2 separate regions of the Homo sapiens genome follow, and region 1 is linked to region 2. Evidence: read pairs that join two places in POLR2A ChIA-PET (ENCODE). Cell type or tissue: PC-9. All regions are shown on one strand. Links, peaks and the distances in the headings refer to the core of each region. The heading gives the core; the rest is flanking DNA. Region 1 overlaps FBXO45 (F-box protein 45). Region 2 overlaps LINC00885 (long intergenic non-protein coding RNA 885).

Region 1 (16,003 bases), core at 6,303-14,302, 420 kb after region 2:
ATGCGCCCGGCCTCAAGTTGTTTTTCTATTAAGCGAAATAACAATAATTTACTAGGACTGTTTGTGCGTGGTGGCTATTCAGTGGATACTGGTTGTAATTTATATAGGTGAGTACAGACGATTGGAATTTTGTCCTACTTTGATAAATGTGTCGGTTTCATAAATTTTATTTAGTTTTTATTTTTCTGTAAAGTTTATTGTTTTTACTTATTTTAAACTAGGAGTTTTTGTTGTTGTTTTTGAGACAACAAAACAACAAAACTCTGTCGCCCAGGCTGCAGTGCAGTGGCACAATCATAGCTCACTGCATCCTCGACCTCCTGAGCTCAAGGGATCCTCCTTAGCTTAGCCTCCCGAGTAGCTGGCACTTCAGTCATGTGCCACCACACTGGCTAATTTTTTATTTTTTAGAGACACGGGGTCTCACCTTGTTGCCTAAGCTGGTCTCAAACTCCTGGACTCAAGCGATCTTCTTGCCTCAGCCTCCCAAAGTGCTGGGGTTACAGGCATTAGCCACTGCACCCAGCCTAAATTAGGAGTTGTTGTTTTGATAATTGACTTGTAATAGAAATGTTCACATGATTCAAGATTCATATTATAATATGTAATAGATAATGTGTTCGTGTGAGTCAAGCTTCAATAGAAGCAAAATGATATCAAGCAAAATGTTTTCCTTTCATCCTTGTCGCTCAGCTACCCGGTTCCTCTCCATGTATGCAACCTGTCTTACTTTTTCTTTTGTATCCTTCCAGAGATATTTTAGGTTTCTGAGGTTTTTAATACTTTGCTTTTCTGCTATGTGCATTATAGATGTTGTAGACTTGTACCAATCACTGTTCATTCACACATTGTAGGACTTCCCTTGAATATTTTGAGGATAAAAGATTAATTCAAAAGGAGTCAAATAGTCTAGTAGGAAATCTTTCAGTCTAGTAGAGGAGAGAAAAATGTATAGAAAGAACTGCTAATGTGTGGTAGAAATTGCTCCTTACTGTTACAGACATAAAAAAGTATACTAGAAGTTCAGTGAAAGGAGGAATTTACAAACTGAGTGGAGGATTGGAGGAGATTTGAGGTTGAGCTTATATTTGAGCTGAATTTTAAAGATGAGGAGGAGTTTAGTATTTTAGGAAGAGGAAGTACTCTGAGCAGAAGCAGGACAAGAGGAAAGTAAAGGGTTTGTACAACATATATTTTTATTTAAAAAAATGAGTGCCAGGCACTATGCTCATTTGCAGATGCAATGGCAAATAAAACAAACACAGTCTCTTAATGGATGTCTTGCCTTATGGAGCTTACAGTCTAGTAGGGGAAATGGATATTAATCAAATAATCACACAGATGTAAAACCGCATCTGGTAAGTAGTATGAAGGAAAAATACCTAGTGCTCTGATTGTCAGTAGTGGAGGATTTAACCTGGTGGAGAGGTGAGGGAAGGCTTTCTCAGATCCATGTACTGAGACCTGAAGGATGATAAGTAGGCAAAGGGGAGAGAGAACAGCCTTCCAGGAGGGAACCTTATGAGTGTGAGGGATGGAAAATATGTCAATGTGGCTGGAGCACAGAGAGCAAAGGTGATGCTGGTTTGAGATAAGATGGAAGAAGTGGACTGGGACCAAAGCGTAGGGAAGCCATTTTGAGTTGTAAGCAAGAAGGATTTGAGGTGTGGGGATTGGTGATATGATTATTTTGCATTTTAAGAGATTATTTCTGACTTTAGTATGGAGAACTAAATTGTTGGTTGGAAGAGGACCTTAGAAATATGGTAGATCAATTAGGAAATAGGTAGTGGAGGAGATAGAAATGGGCAGATTTAGTAAGTAAAATCTATAGAATTGGCAATAGATTTGAAATAGGGATGAGGAAGAGGGAAGTGGTAAGGATGACTCCTAGTATTTGGCTCACATAATGTAGAGATCAGTTGATCTAGATTTTTTTTTTGAGATGAGGTCTTGCTCTGTTGCCCTGGCTGGAGTGCAGTGGAATGATCATAGCTCACTGCAGCCTTGAACTCCTGGGCTCAAGCGATCCTCCCACTTCAGCCTTCTGTGTGGCTGGGACTACAGGCATGTGCCACCATGCCCAGCTAATTTTTATTATTATTTTTTTTTGTAGAGATGTCTCATTATGTTGCCCAGGCTGGTGGGCTAGGTTTCGAAGAAATGGCAGTGAGTTCAGTTTTGGGAGAGCAGCATTTACAGTATTTTTGAGACAGAGATTTCCAATAGGCAGCTGTTGGAGGTTGGAGCTTAGAGGAGAGATCTGCGCTAAAGATATAAAATAATATAGTTAGATTGAATGAAAGGAAGTAGTGGGAAATATTATAAAGCTATATTATGGGACTAGATATATCATGGAGGGCTTTGAAATATAGCCTTCAGTCTATAGTTTGGGTTTTGTACTACAGTTGTAAACCATAGAAGTTTGAACAGCAGAGTGACAAAGGCTCTACTTCAAAAAGACTAGGCCATAGATGAGTTGGAGAGGGCAGCGGTTAGTGCCTATACCAGAGATACTTAAGACTGGAACAGGTACATCGAGGAGAGAAGGGGATGGCTGGAGAGCTGTCGTAGAAAACAATATACATAGGTAGACAGCTGACTGGGTGAATGGGATGAGGAAGATGGATGTGTCAAATGGATTTTCCCAGGAGCCTGGATAACAGAGAATGATAGGAAAAGGTTTAGGGATAGCATAGAACAGGAAAGTGGAGTTTATTAATCTGTTCAGTTGTTTTTTTTTTAAGTTCATATTTTACATATCACCCCGTAGCATTAATTATTTAAGTCATACTTGGCATCTGATGAGAATTCTCTAAAGTTCAGACTTAGATTTTAAGCTAGGTCTTCATGCTGCTTTTGCCATAACAAAATTCAGGTTGTGCATGGGAATGTGAGGCTATGGGTTGTTTTTAATTTATTAATTTGGTCTTTATTTTCCTTTTTTTTTTTTTTTTTGAGACAGAGTCTTGCTCTGTTGCCCAGGCTGGAGCGCAGTGGCACAATTTCAGCTCACTGCAACCTCTGCTTCCTGGGTTCAAGTGATTCTGCCTCAGCCTCCCAAGTAGCTTGGATTACAGGAGCCTGCCACTACGTCCAGCTAATTTTTGTATTTTTAGTAGAGACAGGCTTTCACCATGTTGGCCAGGACGGTCTCGATTTCTTGACCTCGTGATCCGCCTGCCTCGGCCTCCTGAAGTGCTGGGATTATAGGTGTGAGCCACCATGCCCGGCCTATTTTCCCATTTCATATGAAGTTTCCAGTATCTGTTTCTAAAAAGTAAAGACACTTAATGTAATCACAATATGGTTATCACATCTAAATATAAATGTACATTAATTCCTTAATATCAAAAATGCAGTGTTCAAATTGCCAGTTGTCTCATAAATGTTAAATGTTGCATTTTAAAGTTATATTTTATATAATCAAGATCTATATAAGGGTCCCATGGCAAAGGTTGATATGTCTCTTAAGGCTATTTTAGTCTACATATTCACTCACCATCTCCCCAACCTCCCACCTTATTTGTTGAGGAAACAAGGTGGTTTACTCTCAGCTCGATTTTGCGGATTTCATTATCATCGTGTTGCTTGACATGTTCTTCTGTCCTCTATTTCCTACTGAGGTGTGATCAATTTAGATTAGATTAGATTTTTTTTGCAAGTTATTTTGTACTAGACTCAGTGGTTAAAAGTGTGTTAGAAAATAAGAGCTGCTAAATTGTTACGTGGCACAGAAAGTGGTGGGCAAGCACCCGGCAGAGAGAGACATCAAGGGAATTGGGTGGCCCTGGTTAAGAATAGCTTAATAGAGGTGATCTTAGAGAATGTGTGGGAGAAGAAAGCACATATAATACTTTCAGCAAGAAGAACATCATCAAGGTAGAAAGGGAAATAGGAAGAATCAGATTTGGAGGGCTGTGAAAGCCAGGCAGAAGAATTTGCAGTTGGTGATGCTACTAAGTATGGAACTACCAGAGGTTATAGAACTGGGATGAGATATGTAGTAAAGGTGCTGTTTTAGAAAGACAGGTTTGGAAATAATTCAGATAGAGAGTTGAGGACTGAGTTTGGAGAATTTGGTTGGGGCAGAGGAAGGGTGGTCACCAAAAAAGGAAATGATACAGGATCAGTTCAGGGAAATAGGAAGATGTCATAGAAGTTTGAGGAAGAGAGGGCCGGGCGTGGTGGCTCACGCCTGTAATCCCAGCACTTGCGGAGGCCAAGGCAGGCGGATCACCTGAGGTCAGGAGTTTGAGACCAGCCTGGCCAACATGGTGAAACCCTGTCTCTATTCAAAATTCAAAAATTAGCCGGGTGTGGTGGTGCACGTCTGTAATCCCAGCTACTCGGGGGAGGCTGAGACAGGAGAATCGCTTGAACCCAGGAGGCAGAGGTTGCAGTGAGCTGAGATTGAGCCACTGCACTCCAGCTTGGGTGACAGAGTGAGACTCTGTCTCAAAAAAAAAAAAAAAGAAAAGGAAGTTTAAGGAAGAGGTTGTCAATAGTGTCAATGTGAAATTGGAATTTATAAGAATTGGGGAGTAGGCATAGGGAAATATTAATTAAATATTTTATAGTGAATTATTGATATTATTCTCTTGAGTTATTTAGACAGTATTTGCTATTTTGGGGACATGTTCCTTCCCCATTTAATCTTCTTTTCCTTTCTTTTCTTTGTTTCTTTTTTTTTTTTTGAGACAGGGTCTCACTTTGTCACCCAGGCTGGAGTGCAGTGGTGTGATTTTGGCTCACTGCATCCTCTGCCTCCTGGGCTCAAGCATTCCTTCTGCCTCAGCCTCCCAAGTAGCTGGGATTACAAGCGTGCACTGCCACGCCCAGCTAATTTTTTGTATTTTTACTAGAGTTGGGGTTTCGCCATGTTGCCCAGGCTAGTCTTGAACTCCGAGTTCAGGCGATTTGCCCACCTTGCCTTCCCAAAGTGCTGGGATTGCAGGGGTGAGCCACCGCGCCCGGCCCCTTCATTGAATCTTACGTTTTGGTCTTATAAGTGCCTTAAAGTATTTTATAATACGAGCAGATAGGAAAAACATTGGGAATGCCTCAGTTTTATTGTGAATGCATGGGATACTGGAAACAAATAGTTCTCTGTTTTTAAATCTGCGCTCTGCAGCTCACTGAAACGGTAGAGTGCCAGCGAATGGTAAACGAACAGGTGGTGAGGGGACTGGATCCTTGATCTCTCTTTGGGCCTCTTGCACTAACTCGCGGTTGAAATCCCTGAGAAGGACTAGGTGACCTTTAAGGGTCTTCCTAAATGCTGACATTCTATGCCTCTGGAGTTGATTTTTCTCAGGTTAGCTGAAGCATAGGTCCCAGCCTTCCACTGCTTTGGGTAGTTTGACTAAAGTAGAGAAGGGATTTTTTAAAAACATACTAGCCAGGCAGGCGTAGTGACTCGAACCTGTAACCCCAGCTACTCGGAAGACTGAGATGGGAGTATCACTTGAGCCAAGGAGTTCAAGGCTGCAGTGCGCTACGATTGTGCCACTGCACTGCAGTCTGGGTGACAGAGTGAGACGTTGTCTAAAAAAAATTTAAAATACACAAACTAAAAGTTTAAAATTGTTTATGAGAAATTGTTATTGTTTGTATAGAAGAGCTATTTTCATACCCTCTTTATTTTGGAAGTGTAAACCTTTGTATTTACTGAAGAGTCAACTAACTTGTCTTATTGATAGCTTCTCTTCATAAATTCTAGTAGTTGAACCTAGATGCTATCTAAGGGATTATTTGATTTGGTAAAATGAGATTGGTGATTTTTTTATTGTGTAAGTCATATCCAGCAAGTAGGCTGAGGATCTAAGGTAGTTTGTGTTTACTAAAATTTTTCATAAACTTTAGAGCTGCTAGGATTAAAGTTTCTGTTTTATGTAAAATATAATTCTTTTTGATGACAGCATTGCCCATATGAAAACTGTACATCTCAACTTTTTGGTATAAAAATATCAAATATAAACAAAAGTAGAGAAAATAGTTTGATGAACTTCCTTATACCCATCACCAAGCTTTGCCAATGATTAATTTATGGCCAGTCTAGTTTCATGTTTCTATTGCACACTCTCCCACTCCATCTCTGGATATTTCAAAGCAATTCCCAGATACCATTATTTTATCCATAAACGTTTCAGTATTATCTGTAAGATATAAGGATTTTTCTTTTTTGTATCTTTTGATGTTTTAAGAAGTCTGTTTGAGGAAATACTACAATTTAAAATTTTGGTCAGTGATGAAACGGTTGGCATTTATTTTTTAATGTTATTTATTCTGTTAGTATTCCATCCTGAAACTTCAGCCATTATTTGGAAATACTTGTGTTATTTTAAAATATATAACTTCGTTATTTAAAAACATACAGCGTGAAGTTTGGGTAATTTTTAATATTTAAGAAAAATAAAATTGTTATTTATTTGGTCTGTTTTTCATCTTTTTAGATACGTGCTTTTCAACATGCCTTCAGCACTAATGACTGCTCCAGGAATGTCTACATTAAGAAGAATGGCTTTACTTTACATCGAAACCCCATTGCTCAGAGCACTGATGGTGCAAGGACCAAGATTGGTTTCAGTGAGGGCCGCCATGCATGGGAAGTGTGGTGGGAGGGCCCTCTGGGCACTGTGGCAGTGATTGGAATTGCCACAAAACGGGCCCCCATGCAGTGCCAAGGTTATGTGGCATTGCTGGGCAGTGATGACCAGAGCTGGGGCTGGAATCTGGTGGACAATAATCTACTACATAATGGAGAAGTCAATGGCAGTTTTCCACAGTGCAACAACGCACCAAAATATCAGGTGAGAAACTGGGGTTTTTCTCAAGTATGGGCCTTTGTCAAATCACGCCTTAATTTGTTTTAAATTTACAAATTTTTATATAGCAGTTTTTGTCTTTTTGGTAATTTTTATTTTTATTATTTTTTTATTTTTTCAGATACCCAGACTTCAAGGAGATTTTTTTTTTTTAATGTTAGGGGGTTATAGTTAATTTTGTTGGGTGTTATATTTTGATTTTGGCTATGCAGAAAAATATTCTTTTTTTTTTTTTAGACAGAATCTCACTCCGTTGCCCAGGCTAGAGTGCAGTGGCGCCAACTCGGCTCACTGCAACCTGCACCTCCCAGGTTCAAGCAATTCTCTGCCTCAGCCTCAGTAGTTGGGATTACAGGCGCCCACCACCATGCCTGGCTAATTTTTGTATTTTTAGTAGAGACAGGGTTTCACCATCTTGGCCAGGCTGGTCTTGAACTCCTAACCTCGTGATTCACCTGCCTTGGCCTCCCAAAGTGCTGGGATTACAGGCGTGAGCCACCATGCCCAGCCTCAAGGAGATTTTTTGACCATTTTTAAATAAATGTATAAATGATCTATCTCAATATTTGTTTCCTAATACAACTTTAAGCAGCCTATTTTTGCTCCAGATCAGGGGTTGGCAAACTTTTTGTAAGGGCCACGTAGTAAATCTTTAAGTCTTTGCAGTCCATATGGTCTCTGTCACAACTTTTTTTTTTTAATGTCATTTTCAAGGTAAGGATCTATCACGAGTTTCAACTCTATTTATAGTACAAAAGCAGTCATCGATAATACGTAAATGAACGAACATGGCTGTATTCCATAGACCTTATTTATGGGCTGCAGGACAGATTTGGTCCAGGGGCTGTAGTTTGCCAGTTCATGCTCTATATCAAGCTTGTCCAACCCACAGCCTGCATGCAGCCCAAGATGGCTTTGATTGTGACCCAATGCAAATTCATAAACTTTCTTAAAACATTATGAGATTTTTTTGCAATTTTTTTTTTTAAAGCTGATTAGCTATCTTTAGTGTTAGTGTATTTTATGTGTGGCCCAAAACAATTCTTCCAGTGTGGCCCAGGGAAGCCAAAGGATTGAATACCCCTGCTCTAGATGGTCATCTTTCCTGTATCACGGCACATCCAAATCTTTTTCTAGGCTCCTTACCCCAGTAAATACAGCTCTGTGCATGCACATGTTTGTGGATTCAAAGCCCCTGGAGGCATCAGTGAGTTCTGCAGAGACAGGCAAATTCAGGCAAACTGCTGTATTTTTTATTCTTTTCATCTTAGGCTTAAGGCATACTCATTTGACTCAAGTTAAAATTATAGTTCCTATTTGTAAAAGCCGTATTTATTACTACAGACTTAACAGGGTGTAATATACAATAATCTGATAAGAAATTGGAAGTCTTTAAAGAACTATAGATTGCATATTTCAGAGCCACCTGTGGCGTGAAAGTTCCAGCCTCAGTAATGACCTCAAGTCAGGCATACTAAAGCAGAAGAACCAAAAATACATCCCATTTTCTGAGGTATAAAAGCTGGAAGGATTTTTTTCATGGAATGTTTCCTCACTATCCTTTTAGGCTCTGCGGATACTATAAGGAGAAGGGTGTGTAGACTTTATCACTAAAAACGAAGTCCTGTCGCCACCCTTGTAATGATTTTGTAAGTGAAAGTCCTTAAGTCTGTTTTTCAGAGAACATGCTCTATGGTTTTAGTCCTTTTAAATTTATTGAGATTTGTTTTATTCTAATATGTGGTCTGTCTGGATGAGTGTCCCATGTGTGCTTGAAAAAATGTATATTCTTTTGCTGAATGGAATATTCTGTAAATGAGAATTAGGCAAAGTCGATTGATAATGTTCAAGTCTTACATAGTGTTACTGATTTTTTTCTACCCTTCTATTATTTACTAAGAGGAGTATTGAAATCTCCATCTATCCTTGCTAATTTGTCTTTCTTCTTTTAGTTCTCTCAGTGTTTGCTTCATGTATTTTGGAGCTCTGTTACTACTGGTGCATATACATTTCTAATTGTTTTATCTCCCTGCCTGATTTATTCTTTTATTATGAAATGACTTCCTTTGACTCTAGTAATCCTCTGTCAATCTGTCTTTGTATTTAAAGTGGAGCTCCTACACAGCACATAGTTGGATCTTGATTTTTATCTAACCCAGTCTCTGTCTCTGACTTTTTTTTTTTGAGACGGAGTTTTACTCTTGTTGCCCAGGCTGGAAGTGCAATGGCGCAATCTCGGCTCACCGCAACCTCCACCTCCCAGGTTCAAGTGATTCTCCTGCCTCAGCCTCCCGAGTAGCTGGGATTAGAGGCATGCGCCTCTAAACCACGCCCGGCTAATTTAATTTTATATTTTTTTAGTAGAGAAGGGGTTTCTTTTTTTTTTTTTTCTCCTTTTGAGACAGAGTTTCACTCTTGTTGCCCATGCTGGAGTGCAATGGCATGATCTCAGCTCACCGCAACCTCTGCCTCCCGGGTCCCGGTTCAAGCAGTTCTCCTACCTCAGCCTCTTGGGTAGCTGGGATTACAGGCATGCGCCACCACACCCAGCTAATTTTTGTATTTTTAGTAGAGACGGGGTTTCACCACGTTGGCCAGGCTGGTCTCGAACTCCTGACCTCGTGATCCGCCTGCCTCAGCCTCCCAAAGTGCTCGGATTACAGGCATGAGCCACCATGCCTGGCGAGACGGGGTTTCTCCATGTTGGTCAGGCTGGTCTCGAACTCCCAACCTCAAGTGATCCACCTGCCTTGGCCTCCCAGTTGCTGGGATTACAGGTTGTGAGCCACTGCGCCCAGCTTCGGTCTCTGACTTTTAAGTGTTTAGTTCATTTACCTTTAATGTAAGTGTTGGATTGCTTGATGTTGTCCTTATCTCTGCCTCTAAAACTATGTTCTTGTTTTTTCCCCCAACCTTGTTTCTCTCTAATCTTTGCATTAGATAATTTCTTTTCCTTTTTTTTTTTGAGATAGGGTCTCGCTCTGACACCTCGGCTGGAGTGGTGCAGTGGTGCAGTGGCGTGATGATCTTGGCTCACTGAAACCTCTGCCTCCCAGGCTCAAGTGATCATCCCACCTCAGCCTCCAGAGTAGCTGGGACTACAGGTGCTCCCCACCAATGCCTGGCTAATATTTGTATTTTTTGTAGAGACAGGGTTTTGCCATTTTGCCCAGGCTGGTTTCAAACTCCTGAGCTCAAGCAGCTGCCTGCCTCAGTCTCCCAAAGTGCTGGGATTATAGGCATGAACCACTGGGCTTGACCTAAATTAGATAATTTCTGTTCTGTCTTCAAGGTTATAAATTTTTTTCTTTTGCCATCTCACCTCTGCTATTGAACTGGGCTAGTAAATTTTGCTTATTGTACACTTCAGCTTTAGAATTTCCTTTTTTTTCTTTTTCCTTTTTTTTTTTTTTTTTTTTTTTTTTTTGAGACAGTCTCACTCTGTCGTCAGGCTGGAGTGCAGTGGCACGATCTGGGCTCACTGCAGCCACCGACTCCCGGGTTCAAGTGATTCTTCTGCCTCAGCCTCCTGAGTAGCTGGGACTACAGGTGTGTGCCACCATGCCCAGCTAATTTTTGTATTTTTAGTAGAGATGAGGTTTCACCATGTTGGCCAGGATGGTCTCGATCTCTTGACCTCGTGATCCGCCCGCCTCGGCCTCCCAAAGTGAAAGTACTGGGATTACAGGCGTGAGCCACCACACTGGGCCTGGTTCTTTTTTAGAGTAAATTTCCTTTTCGAGATTCCTTATTTATTTACTTATACTATATTTGTAAAAAAATCTTTGGACATATTCATAACAGCTGCTTTGAAGTCTTTACCAAATCCAACACTTAGGACCACTTGGATTCAGCTTCTGTTGATTGCTTTTTTCCCCTAAATATGAATCACGCTTTCCTGTTTCTTTTCATATCTAGTAATTTTTTTAACTGAAACCTAGATGTGTAGATAATATGTAGTAGTAACTCCTGAATGTTTTGTTTCTAGAAACTGCTTTATTCTCTGAAAAGTATAGGTTTTCTTGTTTTAGTAGGCAGTTAACTTGCCTATACTCAAACTATAAACTCTGTCTCATGTGATGTGTGGCAGCTAATGTCTGCTCAGTTTTTTCAGCTTTGCTGCTTTTTTAGTCCTGGAGGTTTACCCTGTGCCTTTGTAATATAGTGGTCACTCAGGGATTTGGGAAGTTAATTCTCAGATTTTGGGGTTCATCCTTTCTGTGGTTCTGTTGCTTCTGGAGTTCCTCCTCTAAGTTTCCAGTTGCTCTGCCATCTCCCCACGTTTTACCCCAGCACCTAAAGATGGTAAGACTTCGCTTTCTCCACCCTGGGCTTTGTGCGTGCTGTGTGCTCAAAGGTGAAGCAGATTTGCAGATTTCACCAGGAGTAATCGTTACTTAGTTTCAACTTCTGTAAAATAGGGATAGTTCCTAGGATTAGTGTGAGGATTAAATGGGATAATACAAATACGACACAACACAAATACCCAACAAAATTAGCTTTTCATTTCTACTTTGTTAATATTTTGTTGGTAGGAGTGGTGGTGATGATGATTTGGAGGTTCTTAGATCCATAAAATGAGGTGTGGGTTAATCTGTGAGGTGGGCAAAGGGAGGAAAAAAGCAGATGTTGGCAGTTACTGTTAACAGGAAATACAGTGAAGGAAAGTAAATGACAATAGTAGGGGTTATAATCAGGTAGAATTAAATTTTGATTGCAAACATTAGGACTTTCTGTTTCCAATTTTGTAGATGCAACATCTTTTTATAAAGGCAAACTAAAAAGATGAAACATCCTTTTTTTTTTTTTGCTTACTTTTCCAAATGGGAAAAAACTGGATATATTCTGCTTCCAGTTTCGTTTAATAATCAGTGCTGCTGTTTTTTATAACAAACAGGTGTTTCAGAGTTGTGAACCACAAATTGTTTAATAAGCCTATTCTATATTCTACATTAGAATTTGTAGCCAGATTGGATTATTCATGATTCCACATTACATGTGGAACTGCTTTGTAAACTTTAAAAGCTGTGTGTCTTACTAAGGTGATTTTTAAAATTGTGGTGAAACATACATATTTATTATTTTAACCATTTGTAAGTATACAATTCAGTGGCATTAAATACATTCACACACCTCTCTCTATACCCAAAACTTTTTCCTCACCCCAACATAATCTCTATTATGTTCATTCCCTATTTCCTTCACTCCCCACCCCTGGTAAACTCTGCTCTACAACTATATATATTTGAGTATTCTAGATACTTTATATAGGTGGAATCATACCATTTAGCCTTTTGTGTCTGGCTCATTTCACTTAGCATAATATTTTCAGGGTCTATCTATGTTGTAGCATATATCAAAATTTCATTTCTGTTTATGGCTGAATAATATTCCATTGTACGGCCGGGCGCGATGGCTCATGCCTGTAATCCCAGCACTTTGGGAGGCTGAGGCAGGTGGATCACGAGGTCAGGAGATGGAGACCATCCTGGCTAACACGGTGAAACCCGTCTCTACTAAAAATACAAAAAATTAGCCGGGCGTGGTGGCGGGCACCTGTAGTCCCAGCTACTGGGGAGGCTGAGGCAGGAGAATGGCATGAACCCGGGAGGCGGAGCTTGCAGTGAGCTGAGATTGCACCACTGCACTCCAGCCTGGGCGACAGAGCAAGACTCCGTCTCAAAAAAAAAAAAAAAAAAAGTTCCGTTGTATGTATAGTATAGTAATTTGAGAAGCTGATTTAGATTGCTCTTTTTGGTAAAATATGCCAAGTTATAGATTTTAGTGTTAACCTTAAGAAAAACCTTTAAACAAAGAGTAAATAAAATCAATCTAGGTAGTGTTCAGGTGGAACATTTAAATTGTAAGTAATTAAGTGTAGATTCCATGTGAGTCTTAAAAACAAAACTATCAAAGTAAGCATTTGTGATGTGTTACCTAGGCTGGAGTGCAGTGGGCAGTGGTGCGATACCAGCTTTGCGCCACCACACCCAGCTAATTTTTGTATTTTTAATAGAGATGGGTTTTCACCATGTTGCCCAGGCTGGTCTTGAACTCCTGGGCTCAAGCAATCCGCCCGCCTCAGCCTCCCAAAGTGCTGGGATTATAGGCATGAGCCACTATGCCCGGCCAGATGTATGTCCTTTTTTTATAGATGTTTCTTCCTGACTAGAAAGCTTCCCTTCTGATTTTTCTAGATAGCTTTCAGGATAATATTCTTAATATTTTCAACTTCTTGATTTGTGTCTTGTTTCTTCTAGCTACACCCTTGGCAGATTTTCTTCTAACCTTTTGATATCTGTTTGCAGATAGGAGAAAGAATTCGAGTCATCTTGGACATGGAAGATAAGACTTTAGCTTTTGAACGTGGATATGAGTTCCTGGGGGTTGCTTTTAGAGGACTTCCAAAGGTCTGCTTATACCCAGCAGTTTCTGCTGTATATGGCAACACAGAAGTGACTTTGGTTTACCTTGGAAAACCTTTGGACGGATGACAGTGGCTTTCTTGTGATGACAGACAGAATGGAGGAGAGATCTGCTTATGGGAAGTAGAACCATGAAGTGACTGTCACACATGCATGTCCAAGAAACATCCTGAAAACACATGAAGTCGTAAACTGGAGAAGCAGCTCTACAGCAGAGATTATCTTCGTGTTTCCTCTTTCTACTGGGCCAGAAAAATCCTCAGGGTTGCAGTTGGTTGAGTGGGCAGTTGACATATGCATGTTGCACCCGATGTTGTCTCTAAGTTAGCAATGTGTTATTTCCAGCTTTAAAGGTGAGATTGTAGAGATGCTGTCAAAGGGATAAGGAAATAGCAAGATTTTTAAGTAGTGTGTTTGTGAAGACTGATCCCATTTTACAACTGCCTGTTCTTTCTCCAGTCCTTTTTTTTCCAGCCAGCTTGACTATTAGAAAAGTATGAAACTGGTTGGGTTTTATTTAATATTTTTAATATATTGAGAAGCATGGTCTGCCTGGACTGCACTTCTCTAAAAGTGAGATATAAAATTGTGCAGCTATTTTAAAAGTTGTATATAATATGTGTGTAAAAAAAAAAAACTGTAAAAAAGAAAGGACAAACAGGTTGTTTTGTTCTAGTTCTAATTTCTTAAAAACCACTACATGGTTACAAAATTGGAATAACATTTGGGGACAACTGGGTTAACTACAAAGAAGAGGATTTTAAGAGGAGATGTGTTGTATTGACTCATTTTGTATTATTTTTGGCTTACAGTTCCCATAGCTGTTAGAGTCTGGTTTGTTTTTGTTTTTACTCTCAAAATCATAGTAAAGATCTCTCAGTCTCCTGGCTAAAGATTGAAGGAAGGCAAATCTATTTCTAATTATACATATATCAGTAAGGATGATCTCAACATAATAGTAATGTGTATCTTTTGGTATCCAGTTTTATTTTTGGCCTTCTAAGAAAGTGTCTCATAACACAGAACATTGCCATTTGCTCTTGTAGGCCTCAAATATGAAAGCTATTAGTCATAGAGCCTAGGAAAAAAAGAATTGATTAATGGTCCTTTTATTTTGTAACCTTATAAATGCTGTAGATATTATCAAAAAAATTTTAATTTCATATTGTTTACATCATGCAACTAATCTAAGCCTCAAACTCGTTATTGGGGCTATAAAGAAAACGTTTACTTACCCAGCTGAAACAGGTTAAGAATATTCTTAATCTCATTATAGATAATTGCCCCCATGGGACTTGAAATACAACACCTTGTGCTGAAAACTTCAGGTTGGCAATATTTGAAGGTTTCGTTGTAGAAGAGTTTAACATTAACTCCTATTTTGACTTACAAATCTTGTTTCTCATCACTAAAATGCTTTTGAATTAATAATCCAACCCACATGAGCTGAGAGTTTTTCTTTTGTTAGAAAAGAAACAGACATCTTTCTGTATGAAAGTATAAATTGTATGGTTTTAGATACATAAGAATTGACAAAAGCGAGCGAAATCTTTGTACTTCTGAGTTCTTGCTGTATGTATGTTTTGTTTTAAATCTGATTAGGGACACCCAGCAGCTGGCCGGGATTCTTGGATTGCTCCTTGGGAGTTAAGATTGTCAATACTCCTGTGAAGCAAGGGATTTCAGCCATAGAACAAAGATTTATTGTTGCCACCTGAAAAGTTTACAAGTATTTATTGTGTATTTGATACATTGCTTGAAAAGATGAAATCTGTTAAAGATTCTTTTCGATGTCCAGGTTAAGAAGAAACCTCCTTGTATTGAGTGAAATTATATGTTAAATGTATTAGAGAATGTAGGTGGTATAGAAATTGATTTTTCTTGGTGTAGAACAACTCAGTTCGGCAAAGTTTAAAATTTGATTAAACAAGAGAAGTGGTTCAGGTTGAAGATGGACTTGTTAGGAAGTGATCAAGTCCTTTAAGTACTTGTTTCTTTTTCAGGTTGTGATGTGGCCATTCCGAATTTTGTTGAGAGTTTGGTTTATAATTGTCTCTTTTGTCTTGTTAGTAAACATTCATTTGCAACAGTTTTGAAGGTGCTGAGTGGAAAACCGAAACACATGGTTATTGCGTATTGGACCTAGAATGAAATAATTGCCTCAATATTTAACAACAAGCCATTCTTATCTCAAAGATTTAAATTCCCGAATGTCCCATTCGCAAATCATATGCAATTGAAGTGAGCAGCATGAGCATCTGGGTCATGAGGGCCTTCATTTACGTAAATTTGTCACTAAAACCCAGTAGTAGCTCTACAAAATCTTAAACTGCTGCAGTGCTCAAGGAGATGGAATATCTTTGTCATTGGTGCTGAGGAGAGCATTTCGGTAGAAGACAGTTGCGCCTGAAGATTGAGTGTAAATCATTCAAACCAGTGGTTCTCAGTGTTGGCTGTATACACTTTGTAGTCACTTTGGAATGTTGGAAGACACATCGATGCTTGGGTTCCGTATGCCAAGATTCTGATGTTGGTCTGGAATATGAGCTGGTCATAAGGATTTTTAAAAACTTTCTGGTCATTTCAATATGCTGCCAAGGTTGAGAACCACTGTTGTAAAATTCACCTTGAGTTTTCTCATCTGCAAAATAGAAAAAAAAAAATCCTTGCTCCCTCCCTTCACTACCTCACAAGGATATTGAGGGTAAAGGAGAAAATAATGGGAAAGTGCTTGTGCCGTGGATGAAAAGT
Region 2 (16,003 bases), core at 3,286-11,285:
GAACTCCTGACCTCAGGTGATCCGCCTGCCTCGGCTTCCCAAAGTGCTGGGATTACAGGTGTGAGCCACCACACCCAGCCTAGATGGCTTTTATTATATTGAGATGTGTCCCTTCTATGCCGATTTTACTGAGAGTTTTAATCATAAAGGGATGCTGGATTTTGTCAAATGCTTTTTCTGCATCTATTGAGATGATCGTGTGATTTTTGTTTTTAATTCTGTTTATGTGGTGTATCACATTTATTGACTTACATATGTTAAACCGTCCCTGCATCCCTGGTATGAAACCCACTTGATCATGGTGGATTATCTTTTTGATATGTTGTTGGATTCGGTTGGCTAACATTTTGTGAAGGATTTTAGCATCTATGTTCATCAGGGATATTGGTCTGTAGTTTTCTTTTTAGGTCAGTTTTCTTTTTGGTTTTCCTGGCTTTGGTATTAGGGTGATGCTGGTTTTAGAGAATGATTTAGGGAGCGTTCCGTCTTTCTCTATCTTGTGGAATAGTTTCAGTAGGATTGGTACCAATTCTTCTTTGAATGTTGGATAGAATTCTGCTGTGAATCCATCTGGTCCTGGACTTTTTTTTGTTGGTAATTTTTAAATTACCATTTCAATCTTGCTGCTTGCTGTTGTTCTGTTTGGGGTATCTAATTCTTCCTGATTTAAGCTAGGAGGATTGTATTTTTCCAGGAATTTACCCATCTCTTCTTGGTTTTCTAGTTTATGCATGCAAAGGTGTTCACAGTAGCCTTGAATCATCTTTGGCATTTCTGTGGTATCAGTTGTAGTATCTCCTGTTCCGTTTCTTAGTGAGATTATTTGGATTTTCTCTCCTCTCTGTTTTTCTTTTTCTTTTCTTTTTCTTTCTTCCTTTCTTTCTTTCTTTATTATTATTATTTTTTTGAGATAGAATCTCACTATTGTTGCCCAGGCTGGAGTGCAATGGCACGATCTCAGCTCACTGCAACCTCTGCTTCCTGGGTTCAAGCGATTCTCCCACCTCAGCTTCCCAAGTAGCTGGGATTACAGGCGCCCACCACCACGCTCAGCTAATTTTTGTATTTTGAGTAGAGCTGGGGTTTGGCCATGTTGGCCAGGCTGGTCTCAAACTCCTGACCTCAGGCGACCCACCTGCCTCAGCCTCCCAAAGTGCTGGGATTACAGGCGTGAGCCGCTGCGCCCGGCCCTCTTCTTTTCTTGGTTAATCTTGCTAATGGTCTATCAATTTTATTTATCTTTTCAAAGAAACAGCTTTTGGTTTCATTTATCTTTTGTAATTTTTTGTTTGTTTGTTTCAATTTCATTTAGTTCTGCTCTGATCTTGGTTATTTCCTTTCTTCTGCTGGGTTTGGGTTTGGTTTGTTCTTGTTTCTGTAGTTCCTTGAGGTGTGACCTTAGATTGCTTGTGCTCTTTCAGACATTTTTTTTTTTTTAGACAGAGTCTGGCTCTGTCGCCCAGGCTGGAGTGCAGTGGCGCGATCTCAGCTCACTGCAAGCTCCGCCTCCCGGGTTCACGCCATTCTCCTGCCTCAGCCTCCCGAGTAGCTGGGACTACAGATGCCCGCCACCGCGCCTGGCTAATTTTTTGTATTTTTAGTAGAGATGGGGTTTCACCGTGTTAGCCGGGATGGTCTCGATCTCCTGACCTCGTGATCCGCCCCCCTCGGCCTTCCAAAGTGCTGGGATTACAGGCGGGAGCCACTGCGCCCGGCCTCAGACTTTTTGACGTAGGTGTTTAGAGCCACGAACTTTCCTCTTAGCACTGCCTTTGCTGTGTCCCAGAAGTTTTGACAGGTTGTGTCACTATTGTTGTTCAGTTTGAAGAATTTTTTAATTTCCATCTTGAATTAATTTTTGACCCAATGATCATCCAGGAGCAGGTTATTTAATTTCCATGTATTTGCGTGGTTTTGAAGGTTCCTTTTGGAGTTGATTTCCAGTTTTATTCCACTGTGGCCATGAGAGAGTGCTTGATAGAATTTCAATTTTCTTATATTTATTGAGGCTCGTTTTGTGGCCTATCATATAGTCTATCTTGGAGAAAGTTCCATGTACTGTTGAATAGAATGTGTATTCTGCGGTTGTTGGGTAGAATGTTCTGCATATATGTTAAGTCCGTTTGTTTCAGGGTATAGTTTTAATCCATTGTTTCTTTGTTGACTTTCTGTCTTGATGACCTGTCTAGTGCTGTCAGTGGAGTATTGAAGTTCCCCACTATTACTGTGTTGCTGTCTATCTCATTTCTTAGGTCTATTAGTCATTGCTTTACAAATTTGGGAGCTCCAGTGTTAGGTGCATATATGTTTAGGATTGTGGTATTTTCCTGTTGGACAAGGCCTTTCACCATTATATACTGTCCCTCTTTGTCTTTTTTAAGTGCTGTTGCTTTAAAGTTTGTTTTGTCTGATGAAAGAATAGCTACCCCTGCTCACTTTTGGTGTCCATTTGCCTGAAATGTCTTTTTCCAGCCCTTTACCTTAAGCTTGTGCGGGTCCTTATGTGTTAGACGAGCATCCTGAAGGCAGCAGATAGTTGGCTGGCGAATTCTGACCCATTGTGCAACTCTGTGTCTTTTAAATGCAGCATTTAGGCCATTGGCATTCAATGTTAGTATTGAGATGTGAGGTAGCATTCCATTCATCGTGCTATTTGTTGTCTATATGGCTCGGTTTTTTGTTTTTATTTTTTAAATTGTGTTTTTGTTTCATACGTCCTGTGAGATTTATGCTTTAAAGAGGTTCTGTTTTGATGTGTTTCCACGATTTGTTTCAAGGTTTAGAGCTCCTTTTAGCAGTTCTTGTAGTGCTGGCTGGGTAGTGGCAAATTCTCTCAGCATTTGTCTGGAAAAGACTGTATCTTTCCTTCATATATGAAGCTTAGTTTCACTGGATACAAAATTCTTGGCTGATAATTGTTTTGTTTGAGGAGGCTGAAGATAGGACCTGAATCCCTTCTAGCTTGCAGGGTTTCTGCTGAGAAATCTGCTGTTAATCTGATAGGTTTTCCTTTATAGGTTACCTGGTGCTTTTGCCTCACAGCTCTTAGGATTATTTCCTTCGTCTTGACTTTAGATAACCTGATGACTATGTGCCTAGGCGATGATCTTTTTGCGATGAATTTCCCAGATGTTCCTTGAGCTTCTTGTATTTGGATGTCTAGGTCTCTAGCAAGGCCGGGCACGTTTTCCTCGATTATTTCCTCAAATATGTTTTCCAAACTGTTAGATTTCTCTTCTTCCTCGGGAACACCAATTATTCTTAGGTTTGGGTGTTTAGCATAATCCCAGAATCCTTGGAGCCTTTGTTCATATTTTCTTGTTCTTTTTTCTTTGTCTCTGTTGGATTGGGTTAATTCAAAGACCTTGTCTTTAAGCTCTGAATTTCTTTCTTCTGCTTGTTTGAGTCTATTGCTGAGACTTTCCAGAGCATTTTGCATTTCTATTAGGTGTGTCCAATGTTTCCTGAAGTTTTGATTGTTTTTCATTTATGCTGCCTATTTCCTGGAATATTTCTCCCTTCACTTCTTGTATCATTTTTTTCCTTACATTGGGGTTCGCCTTTCTCTGGTGCCTCCCTAGTTAGCTTAATAACTCACCTCCTGAATTCTTTTTCAGGTAAACCAGGGATTTTTTTCTTGGTTTGGGTCCATTGCTGGTGAGCTAGTGTGATTTTTTGGAGGTGTTAAAGAACCTTGTTTTGAGTTGGTTTTCTGGTTCCTTCTCATTTTGGTAGTCTCTGTCAGAGGGAAGGTCTAGGGCTCAAGGCTGCTGTTCAGATTCTTTTGTCCCACGGGGTGTTCCCTTGATGTAGCACTCTCCCCCTTTTCCTATGGATGTGGCTTCCTGAGGACAAGCTATAGCGATTGTTATCTCTCTTCTGGATTTAGCCACCCAGCACGTCTACCAGGCTCCAGGCTGGTACTGGGGTTGTCTGCACTGAGTCCTGTGATGTGAACTGTCTGTGTGAGTCTCTCAGCCATGGATACCAGCACAGTATTTGGGGTGTCTCATGGGTCCTGCAGGAGCGATCTGCTTCCTTCATGGGGTCTGTGGGTGCTCTCAGCTTTCCTGCTTTATTCCTGCAGTCATTCCAGAGCAAAAATTCACTATGTGAGTCTCCACAGCTGCTCTGTCCATCTGAGTCACAGCTGCAATCTAGTCCTGCCTCCCGTCCGCCATGATCCCTGTAACTCTCTATTTATTATTATTAATTATTATTACTGAGACAGAGTCTCGCTCTGTTGCCCAGGCTGGAGTGCAGTGGCACAGTCTCAGCTCACTGCAACTCCGCCTCCTGGATTCAAGGGATTCTCCTGCCTCAGCTTCCCAAGTAGCTGGGATTACAGGTGTGTGCCACCACGCCTGGCTAATTTTTCTACTTTTTGTAGAGACAGGACATTGCTTTGTTGGCCAGGCTGGTCTCGAACTCCTGACCTCAGGTGATCTGCCCACCTCAACCTCCCAAAGTGCTGGGATTACAGGCGTGAGACATGGCACCCGGCCTGAACCCAGATTTTCAACTGCCCCCTGAAGCAAATTTCTTTTTTTTTTTTTCACTTTGCTCATTTTATTTTATTCAATCCTCACAACAACCTAAGAGGTGTATTATAATCAGCACTAGTTTAAAAATATGAAAACTGAGGCTTAGAGACATTAAATAATATGTTTAAAGTCCTTGAGCTAATAGGCAGAGGAGCTGTGATTAAAAACCAGGTTTGATGACATAATGTCTACATTCTTAATCTGTGGTGTTGAATTTCCAAACACATTTAAGTAATTAAGTCCCATAATGTTTCACACACCACACAACTCTGAGAGGAGTTTCTCACAACACTCACTGCAGCCCTTCAGTTTCGGCATCTGTAAAACGAGACACCTGACTAACCCTTAGGCTGCTGTGAGCGCTCAGGTCACCCAGCATGGAGCCTGGAGTGAGAAACCTGTTACAGATGTTTGCTTCTTCCCTTCCCTTCTCCTGTGAATAAAAGGGGCTGTTCACCTGACATGGCCTACCCTTAGGAAACTCAAGGTGCCTCTTTTTTTTTTCTGAGACAGAGTCTTGCTCTATTGCCCAGGCTGGAGTGCAGTGGCACGATCTTGGCTCACTACAACCTCTGCCTCCCGGATTCAAGCTATTCTCCTGCCTCAGCCTCCCCAGTAGCCGGGACTACAGGCACACGCCACCACGTCTGGCTAATTTTTGTATTTTTAGTAGAGACAGGGTTTCACCATATTGGCCAGGTTGGTCTCGAACTCCTGACCTCATGATCCGCCTGCCTTGGCCTCCCAAAGTGCTGGGATTACAGGCATGAACCATGATGTCCAGCCATGACCACTCTCTTTTCTATGTCCCTGGGGAGAGACCTCGAATTTTATTTGGAGCCTGTCTTTATAAAGACTCTAAATTGTGGCCAGGCACAGTGGCTCATGCCTGTAATCTGAGCACTTTAGGAAGCCGAGGCGGGTGGAGGTCAGGAGTTAGAGACCAGCCTGGCCAACACGGTGAAGCCCCATCTCTACTAAAAATACAAAAAATTAGCTGCGTATGGTGCCGCACACCTGTAATCCCCAGCTACTTGGGAGGCTGAGGCAGGAGAATCGCTTGAATCTGGGAGGTGGAGGTTGCAGTGAGCCAAGATGACACCACTGCACTCCAGCCTGGGCAACAGAGTAAGACTCCATCTCAAAAAAAAAAAAAAAAGACTCTAAATAGTGTTTATATATGGTGTATATATATATATATATCTTTGATGTATATCTTTGTCCATCAGGTCAGCTTGTTCTTTCGAAACCCTCTCCAGTCACTAGTTTTGTTGTCGTTGTTGTTGTCTGAGACGGAGTTTCGCGCTCGTCACCCAGGCTGGACTGCAATGGCATGATCTTGGCTCACTGCCACCTCCGCCTCCCAGGTTCTAGCAATTCTTCTGCCTCAGCCTCCCAAGTAGCTGGGATTACAGGTGCGGGCCACCACACCCAGCTAATTTTTTGTATTTTGAGTAGAGACGGCGTTTCACTGGTTCAGTGTTTGTACGTGAGTGCGTTCCCACAAATGGCAGTGTGTGCTGTGCGTGGTTTGGTAACCTTCATTGTTTTACTCCACAGCTTGTTTTGAGAGTCCCCTCCATTGAAACACGCACATCTAATTTGTCCTTCAGTTCGCTGGACTCCACGCTGAACGTGCCATGCTCCATTGCCCCGTGAGTAACTCCATGCTCTTGCCGGTTTCACACGGCCTCTCAGAGCTGGAGCCTTTGTTCAGGAGCCCTGGGCAGCTTTCAGGAAGCTCTTGGGCTCATCAGCTTCCTCTGGCTGAAGCCGCCCCAGTGGAATCATGGGGATTTCTTACTTTGAAGGTGGGGCCACCCGCAGACTGTAACCGGCTGGTTCAAGATCAAGGACTTCCCCAGGCCACCTGCCTCAGAGGCAAGAAAGGCTCAGCTGAGTCCCAGACACTCCTCGCTGTGGCCCCTCCTTCCTCCCTGCTGGGCAGGCCCCCCTCAATTCTGTTTGCCAGCAGGGCCTAGTAACACTGAAAGACGAAAAGGGAAATAAAATAAACACAATTAATAGGCTAAAGGTTACTGAATAAAGTGGCAGCAGTAAATAAATTGACTACTGTGCAAATACAAAGACATGAAGACATGAAACCCCTGCTCTAAATGACCACTCACCAAGAGCAAGGCCTGGGCTGGAGGCAGGGAGCACCTCCCTAAGGAGCACTCCCTCTTTCCCGGAGTGAGTCCTCCTTCTAGATGGAATTCAGTCCGGGTTCCTCTTGAGCCACAGTCCCTGTTGGGGCCTATCTCAGTGGACTCAAGATCCTGAACTTCTTCCAGATTGCTGACTACACATTTGAGTCACCCAGAGATTAAAAGAAAAAACAAATAATTTCCCAGTGATCAGGAGTAAATCAGCTGGGGCAGGGTTGGTGCTATGAATGACCACACTGATTTGTACACTTCACTGATTTGTAGTGTTTGCTATTTCCGTCGTGTAAATACTGCCAACATGGACAATCTTCAGTTGCTAATGGTTTACTAACTGGCTTGTAAATGAATTCATTCAGTATTCAAGAAAATGGCACTACATTTAGAAACATTTTGTAGCATTTCTTACTTTCTAAGAATTTCCAATAGACACCATGATCACTAAAAAATCATAACCAGGCTGGGGGCAGTGGCTCACGCCTATAATTCCAATAATTTGGGAGACCAAGGAGGGAAGATCACTTGAGGCCAGGAGTTTGAGACCAGCCTGGGCAACATAGCAAAGACTCCATCTCTACAAAAAAAAAAAAAAAAAAAAAAAAAAAAAGTTAGGCAGCTGGTGGCAGGCACCTGTGGTCCCAGCTATTCAGGAGGCTGAAGCAGGAGGATCACTTGAGCCCAGGAGGTTGAAGTTACACTGAGCCGTGATCACACCACTGCATTCCAAATAAAAACTAAATTAAAATATATATATATATATATATATATATTTTTTTTTTTTTTTTTTTTTTTTTTTTTTTTCTGAGACAGAGTCTAGCTCTGTGTCCAGACTGGAGTGCAGTGGCATGATCTCGGCAACCTCCACCTCCCAGGTTCAAGTGATTCTCCTGCCTCAGCCTCCGGAGTAGCTGGGATTACAGGCGTCTGCCACCACGCCCAGGTAATTTTTGTATTTTTGGTAGAGATGGGGTTTCACCATGTTGGTCAGGATGGTCTCGATCTCCTGACCTCGTGATCCACCCACCTTGGCCTCCCAAAGTGCTGGGAATACAGGCGTGAGCCACTGCGTCTGGCCTAAAATAAACTTCTAAAAAAGAAAAATTGGCCAGGCACAGTGGCTTATGCCTGTAGTCCCAGCACTTTGGGAGGTCGAGGCAGTTGGATCACCTGAGGTCAGGAGTTCAAGACCAGCCTGACCAACATGGTGAAACCCCGTCTCTACTAAAAATACAAAAATTAGCCAGGCATGGTAGTGGGCACCTGTAATCCCAGCTACTCAGGAGGCTCAGGCAGGAGAATTGGTTGCACCTGGGAGGTGGAGGCTGCAGTGAGCCAAGATCATACCATTGCAGTCCAGCCTGGGCGACAGAGCAAGACTTCGTCTCAAAAAAAAAAAAAAAAAGGGAAAGAAAAATTATAACCAATCGACATTCAATAAATTATTTATTGGCTGGGCGCAGTGGCTCATGCCTGTAATCCCAGCACTTTGGGAAGCCGAGGTGGGCAGATCACATGAGGTCAGGAGTTCGAGAGCATCCTGGCTAACATGATGAAACCCTGTCTCTACTAAAAATACAAAAATTAGGTGGGCATGGTAGTGCGAGCCTGTAGTCCCAGCTACTTGGGACGCTGAGGCTGGAGAATCATTTGAACCCGGGAGGCAGAGGTTGAATGAGCCAAGAATGGCATCACTGCTCTCCAGCCGGGACAACAGAGCAAGATTCTGCCTCAAGGAAAAAAAAATTCAATAAGTTATTTATTTGTCAAATAATTTATAAAGCAGCTTTCTCAAAGCCCTTTCAAAAAGTTTACAGCAGCCAAGAGTGGTGACTCATGTCTGTAATCCCAGCACTTTGGGAGGCCAAAGTGGGCAGATCACCTGAGGTCATGGGTTCGAGACCAGCCTGACCAACATGGTGAAACCACGTTTCTACTAAAAATACCAGAATTAGCCAGGCATGTTGGCATCAGCCTGTAGTTCCAGTTACTTGGGAGGCTGAGGCAGGAGAATCACTTGGACCCAGGAGGCGGAGGCTGCAGTGAGCCAAGATCATGCCATTGCACTCCAGCCTGGGCAATGGAGCGAGACTCTGTCTCAAAAAAAAAAAAAATTACAGCAAAAAATACTTGATGTGGGCCACAGGTGTGTTTTAATATGCTTGATCTGATGTGCGAGAGGCCCTGAGAGGGAGTGTTTCCAGGACCTACAGAGGGAATGAGAGAGGAGAGTCCCTGCTGTCGGGAGGTGGGTGAGAAAAGCTCCTACCACTGCAGAAATCCTCCTGTAAGGCTCCTCGGCGGCTCACCAGGCGATTCCTCAGCGAAGAAAGGTGAGGCAGCTTGCCCAGGGTCACCCGGCCAGTCTCAATTGAGGACTGACAACCAAAATGAGTGACTGAGGCAAGTCTTAATCACTGAGGTTTATTAAGCCACGTTAGGGCGCTTCTGGGAAAAACAAGCCACAGACACATCTGTGGCTGTTTTTCCCAAGAAGTTCCAAGTTTTGTATTTGTACATTTCTTCCTTTTTTTTTTTCTTTTTGATACGGAGTTTCACTCTTGTTGCCCAGGCTGGAGTGCAGTGGCGCGATCTCAGCTCACTGCAACCTCCACCTCCCGGGTTCAAGCGATTCTCCTGCCTCAGCCTCCCGAGTAGCTGGGATTACAGGCATGAGCCACCACACCCGACTGATTTTTGTATTCTTAGTAGAGACGGGGTTTCTCCATTTGGTCAGGCTGGTCTCAAACTCCTGACCTCAAGTGATCCACCCACCTCAGCCTCCCAAAGTGCTGGGATGACACCTAGGAAGAGGGGCAGGCGGGCAGTCAGGCTTAGGCGAACACTACATTTTATATAAGATAAGGTGAACATCTGAAGGTGGAAATGAGCGCCACTGCACTCAGCCTGGACAACAGAGCAAGACCCTGTCTCAAAGAAAAAGAGAAGTGTGAGTGGTCCTGATTTTTAAAATTTTCCTTTACAGGACTTTGGACACTAGAACTAGGCCTCTTTCCAAAACATGCTGATACTGAAGGGGTCACGCTGAAGGCTGAGGGCTAGGGCCTTTAAAGGTGGGGCACCCTCTTCCTTCTACCCGTCCTTGACCCTCAGCAGACTACAGGTTGATCTCCCCTTTGCCATGAGTGCCCAAGGAGGGAACTTGTGATCTAGCAGTTTCTTGATAATCCCCAAAAGGCTTTAATTACTCCATTTCCCTGCCACGCCCAGGGCAGGAGGAGGGTGAGCGGGAAAGCTGTCCACCTTCTGCTAAACGGGTCAGGAGGCATCGGGAGCCACGTGGGTTGTGGTTTAGGAGCCTGAGCTGCTGATCCCCAGGCAGGCCTACACAATGGGAGCTGCTCCCTGCAGCCCCCGGGCCGGCCTGGGTTGCATAACCCATGAGGTCAGCCCGGCCTGCGGCAGTTGCTTTCCCACAACGGAGGGGCCGCTCCCCACCTCCTGCGGGACCCACAGCCCTGGGTCTCTTTCCAGCTTTCCTCTTTCACTGGCAAAGCTGCAGGCCCCATAAACTGGGGAAGGGTTGAGGCCCTGCCTCTCCTGAACTGGGCAAGGGTCGAGGACTTCCCCATGGGTCCAGGCCTCCAGCATTACATCAGGAGGTAGCCTGGGGAGGACAGAGCACTGAATCCCTCTGGCATCAGCTCCTCTGGCCAGCCCTGCACCTGCTCTGTGGGGCTAGGGCCTGGGGAGGTGTCCCAAAATAGCCCGCAGGGGCCCGGGAGCTCTGGCCTTCAAGGTCAGACACTAGCACTGAGAATCCTGGTGAGGCTGTCTTCCCAGACCCCGCCTGGCAGGCCGGCTGGGCACGGCTGCGGAGAAAGACAGGGCAGGCTCCCCAGGCACTGGCCCCCGCGGCAACCTCTCCTGTCTCTAAAATCGGATGTAGATTAAGAACGCTCCATCTGGCAAGACCAAATGGAATTCGGCAGAAGCATAACCAGGACACTGGGTTTTGGATCTGTGACTCTCCACACATGCAGAGGACAAAAATACAAGAGAAAGGGGTCAGGAGAGAGGCGTATGATGGGGGGCGGGGGTGTGATGTGTGTGTTGTGTGGGTGTTGTGTGTCTTTATGATATGTGTGTGTACACCTGTGTTGTGTTGTGTGTGTATTGTATGTGTTCTGTGTGTCTGTTGTGGTGTGTGTTGTGTGTGTGTGATGTGTCTGTTGTGTGGTGTTTGTATTGGTGTTGTATGGTGTGTGGTGTGTGTGTGTCTGTGTGTGATGTGTCTGTTGTGTAGTGTGTATGTATGGGGTGGTGTGTGATGTGTGTGTCTGTTGTGTGGTGTGTGTATGATGTATGTCCGTTGTGTGGTGTGTGGTGTGTCTGTTGTGTAGTGTGTGTATATGGGGTGGTGTGTGGGGTGTGTGTGGTGTACGTGTGTTTGTTGTGTGGTGTGTCTGTTGCATGATATGTGTATGGGGTGGTTGTGGTGTGTGTCTGTTGTTTGGTGTGTGTGTGTGTGTGTGTGTGTCTGGGGGGTTGTGTGCTATATGATGTGGGGAATGGACATTGACTCAGTGTGTGGTGTTGTCTGTTGTGTGTTGTGGTGTGTGTATCTGTTGCGTGTTGTGTGGTGTGTGGTGCGTGTGTGTGTCTGGGGGGTTGTGTGCTATATGATGTGGGGAATGGACATTGACTCAGTGTGTGGTGTTGTCTGTTGTGTGTTGTGTGTGTGTGTCTGGGGGGTTGTGTGCTATATGATGTGGGGACATTGACTCAGTGTGTGGTGTTGTCTGTTGTGTGTTGTGTGTGTATCTGTTGTGTGTTGTGTGGTGTGTGGTGTGTGTGTGTGTCTGGGGGGTTGTGTGCTATATGATGTGGGGAATGGACGTTGACTCTGTGCGTGTGGTGTGTGTGCCTGTTGTGTGTTGTGTGGTGTGGTGTGTGTGTGTGTCTGGGGGGTTGTGTGCTATATGATGTGGGGAATGGACAGTGACTCAGTGTGTGTGGTGTGTGTCTGTTGTGTGATGTGTGTTGTGTGGTGCGTGTGTGTGTCTGGGGGGTTGTGTACTATATGGTGTGGGGAATGGACATTGACTCTGTGTGGCTGGAAAGTGATCTTTCAAGAGAGGATTAACCAAAGGAAATGGGAAATTGAGGTCAGGATGGATAAGGAAAACATGGGGCAAACTGGGTGGTCAGAGAAAGACGAGGATGGCCTCTAGGCTCCAAGAGCACCCCAGATAAAAGGCTGGAATAGGGGCAGGAGAGAAGCCCCCCGTACAGAGGGTTATTCCAGGGCCTGAGGGCATCCCCTCCACCCCAGAGGAGTGAAGGTGGGAGGAAGTGTTTTCTGCTTAAGCATTGGGAATAAACGTGGCTGCCAACAACAGAAAACTTGACTGGCAGGTGTAAAGAAATAGTGGTTTCTTTGTCTCCCAGAATAAAAAATCTGGAAGTGGGCAGGGCTGGCATCTGTGGGGTTCACTTGGCCTTTCCCCATGGAAATAAGACTGCAGCAGTTTCCGTATCAGGAGTCTTTTCAAAGCAGGAAGAAGGCGGTCTGTCCTAGGCACCCTCCTTCCACACAGGTCCCTTGGCCAGAACAGGTCACGTGGTTTCTCCCAGTTGCAAGGTAGGCCGGGGAAGCACAGGGCAGTTGCCATGATCCGTGGCTCACCCTGGCTGACCACTCTGTTATGCCCCAAACAAAAGCAGTTTCATTAGTAAGGAAGAAGGGGACATGAATATCGGGAAGCCAGTCATGCCACACGAGACCCTGGGGAGCAAACATTTTTCCTTTTGTTGTTGTTGTAGAGCTGAGGTCTCACAATGTCACCCAGGCTGGTCTCAAACTCCTGGCCTCAAGCGATCCCCCTGACTCTCAAAATGCTGAGATTACATGCATGAGCCACCACACCTGGCTGATAAACATTTTCAATAAAGGCTAAATTCAGGTAATATAATCTCCTGCCCTGCCCACTGCACAGACAAATCAATCTCGAAAGCTCAGAGGTATTTCAAGAATAGTTTGGTGGCTGGATGCGGTGGTTCACGCCTGTAATCCCAGCACTTTGGGAGGCCGAGGCGGGTGGATCACCTGAGGTCAGGAGTTTGAGACCAGCCTGACCAACGTGATGAAACCCCGTCTCTACTAAAAATACAAAATTAGCTGGAGGTGGTAGCGGTGGTGGGCGCCTGTAATCCCAGCTACTCAGGAGGGTGACACAGGAGAATCGCTTGAACCCGGGAGGCGGAGGTTGCAATGAGCCGAGATCGTGCACTCCAGCCTCGGTGACAGAGTGAGACTCAGTCTCAAAAAAAAAAAAAAAAAAAGAATAGTGAATAGTTTGGTGGACAGGGGCTATAGGAAACGGGGAATGTTGGTTGGTTGGGAATGAAACCATACGGGTGTGGAACCCGGTCCTCTGTGTGTGTGTGTGTAGACTGCCTCTGTGTGGGGGCCACAGGACCAACTGAGTCATGAGTCTCAGGTTGAGTGGAGTCAGCCAGTCAGAAATGCGAAAAGTCTGAAAAGACATCTCAAAACACCAGTCTTAGGTTTTACAATGGTGATGTTAGCTACAGGAACAATTGGGGAAATTGAAAATCTCATGACCTCCAGAACAATGGCTGGTTACCCTTTATGCCTACATCTCAGCAGAATCCAGGCTCTTCTCATAATCCTGATCTTGTGTGCTTTCATTCATTTTATAAGGGTGGTTTAGTTTGGGGAAGGGCTATTATCATCCTTGTTTTAAGGTTAAACAATAAACAAAATTCCTCTCAAAGTTACCTTGGCCTAAACCCGGCAGGAATGACCCAGGTTGGAGACTGGAGGTAAGACAGCCAACTATGTCAAATTTCTCTTACTGTCATAATTTTATTTTATTTTATTTATTTATTCATTTATTTATTTTGAGACAGAGTTTTGCTCTTGTTGCCCAGGCTGGAGTGCAATGGTGCAATCTCAGCTCACCGCAACCTCTGCCTCTCGGGTTCAAGTGATTCTCCTGCCTCAGCCTCCCAAGCAGCTGGGATTACAGGCCCGCGCCACCACACCTGGCTAATTTTGTATTTTTAGTAGAGATGGGGTTTCTCCATGTTGGTCTCCAGGCTGGTCTCCAACTCCCGACCTCAGGTGATTTGCCCACCTTGGCCTCCCAAAATGCTGGGATTACAGGCATGAGCCACTGCGCCTGGCCTTTATTTATTTATTTATTTATTTATTTTTAATTGAAAGAGACAGGGTCTCACTATGTTACCCAGGCTGGTCTCAAACACCTGGGCTTAATCAATCCTCCTGCCTCAGCCTCTCAAAGTGCTGGGATTACAGGCATGAGCCACCATTCAGCCATTGGTTTCAATAATATTCCAAAGTTGATCTGAAAGAGCCTCCAGAAAGCTGTGAGGCCCCACATTGGGAATGCGACCCAAAACCCCAAGGTCGGGGTCCTGACCCATTTGTGCGATCATCTCAGTCAACATTAATTGTCTTGGTCTTCTTAGCAACCTCACGATGACAGAAATGCTATTATTTCCCTTGCTACAGATGAAAAAGGAGGGGCTCAGACAAGTTCAGAAACTAGGTCAATGGCCGGGCGTGGTGGCTCACGTCTGTAATCCCAGCACTTTGGGAGGCCAAGGCGGGCAGATCACCTGAGGTCAGGAGATCGAGACCAGCCTGGCCAACATGGTGAAACCCCATCTCTACTAAAAAGACAAAAACTAGCCAGGCATGGTGGCCTACGCCTGTAACCCCAGCTACTCTGGAGGCTGAGGCAGGAGGATCACTTGAACCCAGGAGGCAGTGGTTGCAGTGAGCTGAGGTCACACCACTGCACTCCAGCCTGGGCAACAGAGGGAGACTCCATCTCAAAAAAAAAAAAAAAAGAAAAAGAAAAAAGAAACTAGGCCAAGGTCACACCGGCTGTGAGTGGCAGAGCAAGGGGTGCTGTCCGCAGAATCCTCTCTTTTCACCACGTCACCCTTTGCAGGAGGAGCACATATGGGTCAAGATGTTACGGGCTCAACCAGCGTGGTGGCTCACACCTGGAATCCCAGCACTTTGGGAGGCTGAGGCAGGTGGATCACCTGAGGTCAGGAGTTCAAGACCAGCGTGGCCAACATGGTGAAACCCTGTCTCTACAAAAAATACAAAAATTAGCCGGGCAATAATAATAATAATAATAATAATGAAGTGATGGGCTCTAATCCAGACCCTCCTCGGGTTTTCAGTCCTAAACTCTTTGGCTACTCCTTACAGGAAGTTGTCCAGTTACACATCTCTGATCCTTCCCCAGGATCAAAACCCAGGAAGGAGGCCTTGAAGCCAGACAGAACCATGTTCAAATTCCCACTCTACTACTTGGCAGTGTGTGGCCTTGGGCAAGTTACTTGGCTCTGAGCCTCCTAAGCAGGGGTAACCCCTTTGAGAGGTTGTAGGATTCAATGGGAGACCATGGATTAGCGCCAAGAAATAGCAGGTGCTCCATAAATATCCGTGCCTTTCTGGGGATACAGCCAAGTGGAAACTCAGCCATGGACGATACCTGGGCTCCTGGGAGCCAACATCACTTTATTTCCCACATTCTGCTAACAAAATCCAATTCGTTATAATCAGGGGTCATCTGTTTTGCTTTCCTTTGCCAATAAAAAATTGACTTGGCATGAAGTCTTCAGTAGTTACTTCAGCTAACATTTGTTGAACACCGTCCAGGAGCCAGGCACCCTGCTGCTCAGAGGCTGGCCCTGGCCCTCTGGGAGTTCAGAGTCTCACTGCAGAATGGCACCTGCAGGCAAAGAACTCTAAAACAAGGCAGGGTAGTGAGAGATGTGAGCCATACGTTCAAAATGCTGGGACTTCAGAGACAGCAGAGGCCACCTGGGTGTGGCATGGGCTTGGCATGCAGTCCTCTGGGGCTACTGCGGAAGGGGTGTCACCAGGACCAGCTACAGAACTTATGGGGCCCCTTTTTCAAAAAGTTATTAAGAATCTTGGTAATAGGCCAGGCGCGGCGGCTCACGCCTGTAATCCCAGCACTTTGGGAGGCCGAGGCCGGCTGATCACCTGAGGTCACGAGTTCGAGACCAGCCTGACCAACATGGAGAAACCCCGTCTCTACTAAAAATACAAAATTAGCTGGGCGTGGTGGTGCATGCCTGTAATCCCAGCTACTTGGGAGGCTGAGGCAGGAGAATCGCTTGAACCCGGGAGGCGCAGGTTGCCATGAGCCGAGATTGCGCCACTGCACTCCAGCCTGGGCAACGAGAGCGAAACTCCTTATCAAAAAAATAATAATAATAATAATTTCAGTGATAGTAGGG

What was found. Peaks named below come from ENCODE experiments on the same cell type or tissue, not always from the same donor. Only the 100,000 strongest peaks of a DNase experiment are listed, where the experiment ranks them.
Region 1: POLR2A ChIA-PET joins it to region 2 with 5 read pairs; 1 of 35 experiments calls an interaction of 5 or more read pairs at or near these places.

What each region holds. Positions count from the first base shown.
Region 1 is chr3:196,570,998-196,587,000 of GRCh38, forward strand. FBXO45 (F-box protein 45) reads left to right here. Exons shown (of 3, transcript NM_001105573.2): 2 at 6,456-6,812; 3 at 13,136-16,003. The coding sequence ends at 13,321. Among named protein-coding and RNA genes, the nearest start is that of FBXO45, 10 kb to the left of the region's middle. RefSeq lists an enhancer at 1-12. In PC-9, for the core only: no CTCF peak of the experiment used is centred there; no DNase peak of the experiment used is centred there; H3K27ac peaks cover 437 bases.
Region 2 is chr3:196,153,796-196,169,798 of GRCh38, forward strand. It overlaps LINC00885 (long intergenic non-protein coding RNA 885), which reads left to right. Exons shown (of 3, transcript NR_034088.1): 3 at 6,105-7,095. Among named protein-coding and RNA genes, the nearest start is that of LINC00885, 19 kb to the left of the region's middle. RefSeq lists enhancers at 6,072-6,141, 6,162-6,361 and a silencer at 6,662-6,711. In PC-9, for the core only: no CTCF peak of the experiment used is centred there; DNase peaks (open chromatin) are centred at 6,876 and 10,036; H3K27ac peaks cover 791 bases.